Regions from separate parts of the Homo sapiens genome. Here region 2 is linked to region 1. A link is an interaction called in ENCODE POLR2A ChIA-PET data of the cell type or tissue named here. Cell type or tissue: OCI-LY7. All regions are shown on one strand. Each heading gives the region's core, and the rest is flanking DNA. Links, peaks and the distances in the headings are about the cores only.

Evidence for each region. Peaks named below come from ENCODE experiments on the same cell type or tissue, not always from the same donor. Only the 100,000 strongest peaks of a DNase experiment are listed, where the experiment ranks them.
Region 2: POLR2A ChIA-PET joins it to region 1 with 10 read pairs; 2 of 35 experiments call an interaction of 5 or more read pairs at or near these places.

Annotation. Positions count from the first base shown.
Region 1 is chr4:112,277,384-112,282,770 of GRCh38, forward strand. TIFA (TRAF interacting protein with forkhead associated domain) reads right to left here. Exons shown (of 2, transcript NM_052864.3): 2 at 1-1,051. The coding sequence starts at 1,033. The coding sequence ends at 479. Among named protein-coding and RNA genes, the nearest start is that of TIFA, 5.8 kb to the right of the region's middle. RefSeq lists an enhancer at 2,146-2,375. In OCI-LY7, for the core only: no CTCF peak of the experiment used is centred there; DNase peaks (open chromatin) are centred at 1,838 and 2,238; H3K4me3 peaks cover 3,001 bases; H3K27ac peaks cover 4,092 bases.
Region 2 is chr4:112,170,350-112,175,736 of GRCh38, forward strand. The region is part of intron 1 of FAM241A (family with sequence similarity 241 member A); the gene reads left to right. It also overlaps the pseudogene RPL36AP19. Among named protein-coding and RNA genes, the nearest start is that of FAM241A, 28 kb to the left of the region's middle. In OCI-LY7, for the core only: no CTCF peak of the experiment used is centred there; DNase peaks (open chromatin) are centred at 252, 1,042 and 2,052; H3K4me3 peaks cover 2,068 bases; H3K27ac peaks cover 2,431 bases.

The DNA of each region.
Region 1 (5,387 bases), core at 1-5,000:
ACACTAGCCTAGAACCTATTCCAGTACTGCAAGTACTGACAGGCTGCAAACACCAGTAACAACCTGCCTGGAGCCTTGACCTTGAAAACAAATGGCTGTTGTGAACTGATGTGACCAAACCAAGAGATGGTTCCTTACAAAAACAAAGCAAAACACAAGATGAAAATCAAGCAGAAAAAGAAAATAATATAACCTTATTTTGAGAACACGACTTCATCTCAAAGGATACTTTTTGTATATTAATCCTCACAGATTAATAAGAGCAGTTAAAATAATTTTGTGTAGATCCAGAATACAACAGGTGACTAAGTTAATGACTAACACAATTTACAGACTTCAAAATGATAATACTGAATTCCAAATTTCACAGCATAACAGATGACTATAATATACTACCCTAATCAACTCTTATTTAGTGTCTATACAGCATCTACAGAGCTCTTCATCCATCATATTTCTCCTCTTAGACTTTCTGTGTTCATGACTCATTTTCATCCATTTCTGTCGGAGAACTGCTTTGGGAGGAGCAGAGCGAATAAGTGCCATACTCCGGTATGGGCCTGTGTGGTGGCCAGTTGTTTTCTTGCAAGAGTGATCTTGGAGATAAAATAAATTGAGTCTCAAAAAATTCCAATGACTCGCCATCTTCCTTCTCCATCAGAAACTGATACTCTCCGAATCTGACCATGCACCTGTATGGCAGGTCCATTTTATTTAGGTAGCCCAGCTCTCTGCTGTCCACGATCAGATTGGTCTTTTTACTCATATTTTTTATTTCAAAGGAGAGAACTGAGCTGTTGAATTTTTTAAACAGCTGCAGAGAAAACTGAACTCGGGAAACCTGTTTGTCCTGAAAAGTATAATGACAGATGTTGGAATTTCGGCCAAATTTCACCACTTCGCTGGAAGGGAGTTTCTCTCTGTTAAAACTTATTGACTGAAATATTCCACACTGCAACTGGCCAGGATGGTAAACCGTCATCTGGAGACAAGTTACTGTCTCTTCTGTGTCAGCATCTTCAAAACTGGTCATGATGTGCACAAGGCCCACCTGCAATAATTAAATTACCATGTTAGTTTCTGCTTATGCTTGAGGCATTGAGAACTTTGATTCTAACGTTTTGATGAACATCATCTGATAGGCAATTTATCTGGACTTTAAGAAAACAGTACATAGACAATACTTTCAGTGAACTAGTAGATATGTGAAATCTTATACCAAGCCCTATAAAATTGCTACACTAGCTTCTCCTATCTTTTTCATTTCTAGTTTGACTATAACACCATACATAAAATGCAGACAATAACAAAGAATGATTTTTGATAATAAAATGATTTGAGGGAAGCATAAAGAAACCTCAGTTCCTCTTTCACCTAAATAGAGTGACTTGAGCCCAGAGAAAATATGACAGGTGTACTTTAAAAAGAAAATTAGGAAATAAAAAATCTCTTTGGTTTGAATACCTTCAGAGGATATATACATAAAGCAAACATAGTTTATTAACTGGATTATAATTAAATATATTATGAATTGTGAAACCTGGTTAAAGAAAAAAACTTAATAGTTATAAACAAACAATTGTAACATTTATCCTTTATATCCTCACTTTGATTTCTAACAGGTAAATGATTAAAAATAGTAAATGCTTTAAATGGTTATTTTATTCTATAATTTCAAATTTTAGACATTACTTTTAAGAATATAAGTCTCCATGAGTTGGTTCTAATTATCACAGCCTGCACTGGTATCAGAATTATTTATTTTTGTCAGTGGTACTCAATGACTGGATGGACAAACTGTCATTAACTACAAATAGCACAGTCCAACTGTTGTTAACCACATCCCTTGAGAGCCGATGGCCCGAGGTGCCCTCCACCTACACTTCACTTCATATATCTTTGGTAATTAGTACAGTACTTAAAAGCAGTATAACAGGACAGGAGAAATAGCTACTAAAATTTTTGTGAAGTTACTTCAACAGAGAATTGCCATTTTAAAACTAATTTTTTAAAAGTACATGTACATGATTTTAAAATTCAAACACTAACAAAGGATTTAAAAAAAAGAGTATTTCTCCCCCACCTGAACTCTTTGTCTTTCTCTCCTAGAGTACAACCACTGTAAAAGCTACTTTTATCCTTAGAGAAATTTTGTTTACATAACCAGCATAACTATATGTGTGCACTCTCACACACACAAACACACATACGAGCACATTTCTCCACAGAGAAAAAAATTTCTTACACAAATAGAAACATGCTATATTTAGTTCTGAACCTTTCTTTGTTCCTCTTTTTTTTTTTTTGAGACAGGTCTCTGTCGCCCAGGCTGGAGTGCAATGGCGCAATCTCAGCTCACTGCAAACTCCACCTCCCGGGTTCAAGCAATTCTCCTGCCTCAACCTCCTGAGTAGCCGGGATTACAGAAACGCACCACCACACCCGGCTAATTTTTGTATTTTTAGTAGAGACGGAGTTTTGCCATGTTAGCCAAGCTGCTCTCAAAACTCCTGAGCTCAGGTGATTCACCCGCCTCGCCCTCCCAAAAGTGCTGGGATTACAGGCGTGAGCCACTATGCCTGACCAATTTTTCAATTAATAATACATATGGGTGATAATTTTCCCATATCTACACTTACAAATATACCTCATTCTTTAACAGCTGCACAGAATTCTGTAACTGTAGCACGGCGAGAAGTTACACCAGTACCCAGAGAGATGCTGAGTGCCGCCTGCATTCCTTGGATGACTCTCCCTTGCTGCAGCTACCGGACACTGTCTGCTTATACTGATTTGGGGTTTGGAGATAATCAGTCTTAAGTGAGATTGATTTGTAGTTTTATTGTTTTTTGTTTGCCATCTATATTAGATGTTGGCATCAAAATTATGCTGGTTTGAAATATAAAAAACAAAAACCAGAAAGAATATTTTCTTTCCCTTTCTATCTTGCTGGCATTTCCTTTTTTTTTTTTTTTTTTTTTTTTGGAGACAGCGTCTTGCTGTCACTGGAGTGCAGTGTGCAGTGGCGTGATCTTGGCTCACTGCAACCTCTGCCTCCCAGGTTCAAGCAATTCTCCTGTCTCAGCCTCCCGAGTAGGTGGGACTACAAGTGTGCGCCACCACTCCCAGCTAATTTTTCATATTTTAGTAGAGACAGGGTTTTACCATGATGCCCAGGCTGCTCTCAAACTCCTGAGCTTAGGCAATCCACCCACCCTCGGTCTCTCAAAGTGCTAGGATTACAGGCATGAGCCACCGTTCCCAGCCCTGCTATTTACTTTTAAAATATAATCTTTCCTTCTGTTTTACAAAGTTTTGCTGCTGGGAATCAAACTCTCAATTTATTCAATTATCCAACAAATGACATAGCTAAGCAATATTTCTTTTCTATTGATTTGAAAATGCATCTTCAATTTTATTTTCATAATATATTTTTGAACATTATTGCATCATATTGCTCTACCCAAGCAGGCCACAGATGTCCAGCTATAAGCAGAAAAACTGAGAAAAATCCTCAAAATCCTGTGCTAGGGGTGGTAAAACTTACTATGAAGCCAAAGTCAGCAAGAATTAACACACAATGGGTAAAACTGGTTAATCCATATTACACTGTGATTTGAAGACACTATAATTATGATAATAAAGTCTCATTATTCAGGAAGCAGACAGCATAAAAGAATAATTATAAGTCATGGGATGATGCATTAGCAGTCGACAAGAAAAGCATTTGCTATTAACAAGAGCCTGAAAAGAAGTGTCAGAAATCTGTAAGTGATCTCCAGCTTTATTTACAATATGCTGCCATCAATTTAGTTCATTCTTGGACTTCAGGCGATAAGAATTCCAAAAGGAGAACTGTATTAAAAACCATGGTGTATTCTGGATCTAAATAGTCTTTTGGTAACATCCAAATTTTGTTTTTGTATGCTTTATATAAGCTATTACTTTATAATTCAGTCTTCTGAGCAAATCAACCACAAGAAAAGCTTACCCCATATAGGTTCTTATACTCAGTCCCCAGGACAGATATATTATCCACTGTTAGAGAGAAAAAATGGCATTCTGGTTTATACATCAGTGGCTATGAGTGTCTTGGGGCAGATCAATTGTCTGGGTTTGATGAATCTCTGGGTTCACAATTGTGACTCCATCCAACAAACACTGAGGCAGACTGCTTTAGTGTCAAATATTTGCTACCCCATCCTTGCAGGCCTGTCCCTACCAGTTCTGCCCCTTTAAAATGATGATCCACTTCATTAACAACCATGTCAATGAAACATGAATGGCAGTGACTTACTTCCAAGCAGAAACTTAAAAGCCACTGTGTAGTTCCACCTTCCCTCTTTCTTTTGTCAAAACATCAGCAGTTCCCACAAGGAGCAGCTCAGTCTGGGTCCCAGAGGGAAGAGCCGAAGACAGATACATAAAGGACAGTTAATATTAGCAAAAAAACCAACCCTTCTTCCAATAAGCCACTGAGATTTTTTAGGTCATTTGTTACTGCACTATATCAGAGCCTGAGCTGATGGATGCATTCACCTATCTTATGAAGGTATAAAACCACAGCAAACTCTGACAGTGATATGGTTTGGCTGTGTCCCCACCCCAATCTCATCTTGAATTATAGCTCCCACGAGTCCCACATGTTGTGGAAGGGACCTGATAGGAGGTAATTGAATCATGGGGATAGGTCTTTCCCATGCTGTTCTTGTGATAGTGAATAAGTATCACAAGATCTGATGGTTTTATAAGGGGGAGTTTCCATGCACAGGCTCTCTCTTTGCCTGCTGCCATCCATGTAAGATGTGACTTGCTCCTCCTTGCCTTCTGCCATGATTGTGAGGCTTCCCCAGCCATGTGGAACTGTGAGTCCATTAAATCTCTTTCCTGTATAAATTACCCGGTCTCAGGTATGTCTTTATTAGCAGTGTGAGAACAAACTAATACAGACAGGAATAAGGGCTATTACTTATTTCATGCCTTTCATGTGCCAGGCAGACTGCTGATACCCTGATACACTGTAACCAAGTACCTCCACTTTTCTAAGTCATAGTTTAATTTTTTTAATTATTTTCTCTTTTCCCTGTGCCCCACTTCCTACTTAGACCTTCAGAAATGCAAATGTAACCATTCACCTTTCCTGACCAGAAATTCCCTACAGGGCAAGTATATCTAACTATGTGCTCCAAGACAACCTTAACTTTGATCTCTCCTGGAGAGTTGACAGTCGATTTGCAGACCAAAGCATGTCCCCACAGAACTCTCACCTCCAGGGGGTGGCCTCTGAACTCACACCTACTAGGAGGGCATGGTGAGAGTATGCCCACTTGGCCACTTATATAACTTATATTTCTGCCCAGGAAGGTGTCAACTCAACTGTCTGGTAG
Region 2 (5,387 bases), core at 124-5,123, 110 kb before region 1:
GTACATACCTATGATAACATTTCATTTATAAGTTAAAGACACAGTAAGAGATTAACAACAATAAGAATAAATTAGAACAACTATAATAATATACTGTAATAAAAGTTGTATGAATGTGGTCTCTCTTTCTCTCAAAATAATCTTATTGTATCATAGTCACCCTTCTTGTGATCTGTCGATCTGATAATTGAGGTGACTACTAAGCGACTAATGGGTGGATCATGTCAACAGCATGGATACACTGGACAAAAGCATGAGTCATGTCCCGAGCAGGATGGAGCAAGATGGTGTGAGATTTCATCACTATACTCAAAATGGCCCACAATTTAAAATTTACAAATTATTTATTTATGGAATTTTCCATTTAATATTTTCAGACCACAGTTGACTGCAGCTAACTGAAACTGGGAAAAGAGAAACTGGATAAGGGGGACTACTGTAGTATGAAGGCAAGAAAATTTCAGGGGAAAACAAGTGGTTATTTTCTGGCCAAATGTGATACATTTTCTCTCTTAACTGGATACAGTTAAAAATAGGAAAAAAAAAAAAAAAGCCCACTTTTGAAGTGCTCAATGTGCTTAGTCTTTGTGCCAACTTCTATAGTTTTTCTTTTCTTCTGGGGGTAGGAATGGGATTAAAGGTTAGAGATTGGTTTTGTTTTTTATTTTTAAGAAAAGATGAAATTTTTAAAATCCTGGTCAAATAGTAAGTATGACAATTGAGACCAGGTGCTATACTACAGTGAGCCAGATGTGTGTATAAAACAAGAAACTGTTATTGTACAGGAAAAAAAATGCAAAAACCACAAAACCATTTTAAAATTATTATTTTTACTTTCTTTCTGTGCCGATAGCACTCCTGCAAACATGGTAAACATTCCTAAAACCCACTGGACTTTCTGTACGAAGTGTGGCAAGCACCAACCCCACAAAATGACACAGTACAAGAAGGGCAAGGATTCTCTGTATGCCCAGGGAAAGCGGTGTTACGACAAGAAGCAGAGTGACTATGGGGGACAAGCTAAGCCAATTTTCTGGAAATAAAACTACAAAGATGATTGTGCTAAGGCTTGAGTGTGTTGAGCCAACTGCAGATCTAAGAGAATGCTGGCTATTAAAAGATGCAAGCATTTTGAACTGGGAGGAGATAAGGAAAGAAAGGCCCAAGTGATTCAGTTCTAAGTGTCATCTTTTGTTTTATTATGAAGACTATAAAATCTTGAGTTTATGGCCGGGTGCGGTGGCTCACGCCTGTGATCCCAGCACTTTGGGAGGCCGAGGCGGGCGAATCACGAGGTTAGGAGATCGAGACTATCCTGGCTAACACGGTGAAACCTCGTCTCTACTAAAAATATAAAAAATTAGCCAGGCATGGTGGCGGGCGCCTGTAGTCCCAGCTACTCAGGAGGCTGAGGCAGGAGAATGGCATGAACCTGGGAGGCGGAGGTTGCAGTGAGCCGAGATCGCGCCACTGCACTCCAACCTGGGTGACAGAGTGAGACTCTGTCTCAAAAAACAAAAACAAAAACAAAAAAAAATCTTGAGTTTATATTCAAAAAAAGTATTATTTTTGCTGATGTAAGTGAATCAAGACAAGTATAACTAAACTGCTTTTAAAAACTGATACATTGAAACAATTAGAATGTGAATCATCACAAGATTGATTTTATATTTATAACAAAGCCTATAGTGTAGGCTTTAGAACATAGGCTTTAGAGCCAGATTGCCTGAATGTGTCTAGATTCCACCAATTACTAAGGGATCTTGACTAAATTACATAATCTCTCTTCCTCAGTTTCCTTTATGTTTTGAAGATCATAGTACTTAAAGCATTGCCCAACACATACTATTCAATTAGTGTTCATTTTTTAAATTAATAAATGTGTCATGAAATAAGTTAAAAATTTCATTTAAACATTGCTTGTTGTTTTCAAGGCTTACATATTTCAGAGCATATCTACATAGGGATAACCTTTGAGATGAAGAGGAATACAAAGCAAGAAATCAGTCTTTGCAGGTGACTAAATTCTGAAGTGAAGATGTTTTGTAAACCACAGAATCGGTTTGTGGTTTATCAGTGCTATAACCAGCTATCCTTTTATATAATAATACAGAAGCAGTTAAACACACCATATCATTTTTAAAAACATCATTTAAATATTTGAAAGCAGTGCATTAGTGGGTTTTTTGCCAATTCTTTTGATTTAGTTTATGACCAAATTGACCTTTTTTGAACTAAATGCCAAGCATTTTGCAGCTCTTAAATGTTGATCACATTTTGCCTTAAAATATATGTATTTGTTTATAAATGTTAACCTCCACACTAGATTGTTAGCTTCTCAAAGTTAAGGATGTAATATTACTTATCTAATACTTTATAGGTACCAGAAAAAATGTTTGTTGAATTGGTTCTAAAGTGTTTTTAAAGCCAAATAATTATAAATGTTATGCTGAATATAAATGACAACATAGTTTTATTTGTTCATTTATGCGTTAATATGTTTATTTATTTGCTGTTTTTTTCTTTCTGGGCTGCCAGATATTTTGTGTTTGTTTTGAGGCAAGGTCTGGCCTTGTCACCCAGGCTGGAGTGCAGTGGTGCGATCTTGGTTCACTGCAGCCTCTGCCTCCTGGGCTGAAGCTATTTTCCTACCTCAGCCTCCTGAGCAGCTGGGACTACAGGCACACACCACCATACCCCGCTAACTTCTGTATTTTTTTGTAGAGTCAGGGTCTCACTATGTTGCCCAGGCTGGTCTTGCACTCCTGAACTCAAATGATCTGCCCACCTTGGCCTCCCAAAGTGCTGAGATTATAGGTGTGAGCCACTATGCCCAGCCCTGCCAGAGATTTAATGTGGGCCATAGAAGGAGGAGACCATTTTAATGTTTACAGAGCATTCTTGATTTACTTTTTATATTTCTACATTTTTTAAGAACTTCCCCAGAGAGTTATAAATAATGATAGAAAGTATTTTAATTGTGCTAAAAGTTTTTCTAAAAAATAGGTTTGAGTGTGACATTTAATGTATTGAAAGCAACTAAGGAAAAAACAGGACTGACTATTCTGAGATTTGGGTTTCTGGTTAACTTTCTTTAGGCTTAATGAAAAAATGAGTTAATTACCAGCTAAAGTACATGGTAGGCTACTGCACAATGATGGAAAATTGCCCACTTAATGATATGTGTGAAAGGATAGTGAAGAAGGAGAAAAAGGGAGCCATTTTAAAATTCATTTAACTTCAAATATATATTTAAAGCCTTTTTTTAATGTTAGTAAGAACTGCCTGATTAAATGGATCCTTATAAGTCAAACTTTTATACTGAGAGTTTGATCACAGTACATGTGAAGAATAATAAACACTCTTGAAGGTGCTCACGGTCCCAGGACTGATTCCAGAGAACTAGCTACCTACCATACAGCGTCCTCTGATTCAGCCTCACAGAAGTTGTCTCACAGTTCACCATCAAAAGTAATGTCCAGAAATAACCAAGGTAGGGCTTCCAGAACAATGAGGTAAGGAATTCAGCAGACTGTCTCCTCAGCAAAGCAGCAATTTAACTGTTGAAAATTATGGAGCAAAACAAAATAAAAGTCTTTTAAAGTCTCCAAGAACCATCCTCAAGGTATACAGCAAATAGAGAATTATTCATTCAAGAAAATATACTAAATCTCAGGCTGCAGTTTCACCCTGGAGGAGTAGGCCTCTGGTGTTTTTCAGCTCTCTGCCCCTCCTCCTCCTAGCTCCATGTTGTGGAATCTCAATTCCAGGTAGGTATAGCTGAGACAACCAAGTCTCTCTTCCCCTAACCAGTCTCTAAGCGAGGCACAGCAAGTCCAGAACACGGAGGCCCACCTTCCCCTCCCTGCACTCACTGTAGGGCAGAGGTTCCCTCCCAGGAGAGGTAACCCAGAAAACCAGGGGCTGCTCCCCAACCTCAAGTGTCTAATTTTACAGCAGGGTGTCACCCCAGGGAATGGTGCAATGGTGCAGGAGCCCTGCCCAGGAGGAAAGGCAGATCTGGCTGGGCACGGTGACTCACGCCTGTAATCCCAGCACTTTGGGTGGCTGAAGCCGGTGAGTGAAGAGCTCCATAGATTTCCCTGAGAGGACTTTGTTTACTTGGGAAAGGGAATGGAGAACTTTCCGGGCTAAGTTTGTTGTTGAAAGCAATACAGATCTTGGTGAAGAGCAATTAATAGGAGGCTGATAGCTCCATAATATATCAAAACATATTACTAGTGGCACCGTCAAAACAACACAGCAGCCAGAAGTTTTAAAGAGAGAACCAAGGAAGGAGCCAAGAAGAGCCTTCCTGGGATCAAAGTCAACTGTGAGAATTCGAGAAAGCAGGGCTCATGTGCTAGGCTGCACCCTCTCAGGAGCAATTATGGTAGGATACGGGGTAGACTTGAAAGCATTCTCCATGCTGTACATAGACCCATCAACACAGGACAATAGCCTCAATGGCACAAGGGGCTTAAATTCAACATCTGACTGAAACCAATTGAACAATAAACTATTCTGACCCCTTACTCCTTGGAAACCAGGCTTTAAAGTGACATCACTGTCATCCCTGGCAGTCTGAAAAACTGTGTATATGCCCAAGGCATTTCTCTGTCAGTTGCTAGAGTGGGAATCTCCAAGCTACTAGTCCCTGGCTGAATGTGTAAAGTGCTTACCACAATATCTAGCAGATGGGTGAATTCTGATTAGTGGTAGCTATTATTATTATCATCATCTATAGTCAGAATTCTTGGTTTCAAGTGACAAAAATCCAACTCCTACTAGATTTTGGAAAATAGGAATTTATTGGCTTACGTTATGAAAAAGACCAAAAGTAGATATGCTAGCTATATCTGAGTACTTAAATTATGTCAATGAAACCGTCTCTATCCATTTCTTGGCTTTACTTTATGTTGGCTTTGTTCTTAGCAAGCTTTCCCCCCTAGTAATATGATGGCCTACAACTCACCAGCTATCTAACTACAGTTTGTTTGTTTTTTTCTCAAGCAAAAACAAAAACAACACAGAAAAAACCTGTCTCTTTTTCAATAGTTGCAGTAAAAGTCTTGGCTAGAGCTTTCATTGGCCTGTCTTGAGTTACATTTACGTTCCCAAGAAAATGAAATGTTCAGCCGGGTGTGGTGGCTCACACCGGTACTCCCAGCAATTTGGGAGGCTGAGGTGGGTGGATAACCTGAGGTCAGGAGTTCGAGACCAGCCTGGCCAACATGGTGAAGCCCCATCTCTACTAAAAATACGAAAATTAGCTAGGTGTGGTGGCAGGTGCCTGTAATCCTAGCTACTCAGGAGGCTGAGGCAGGAGAATCGCTTGAACCCGGGAGGCAGAGGTTGCAGTGAGCCGAGATCATGCCATGGCACTC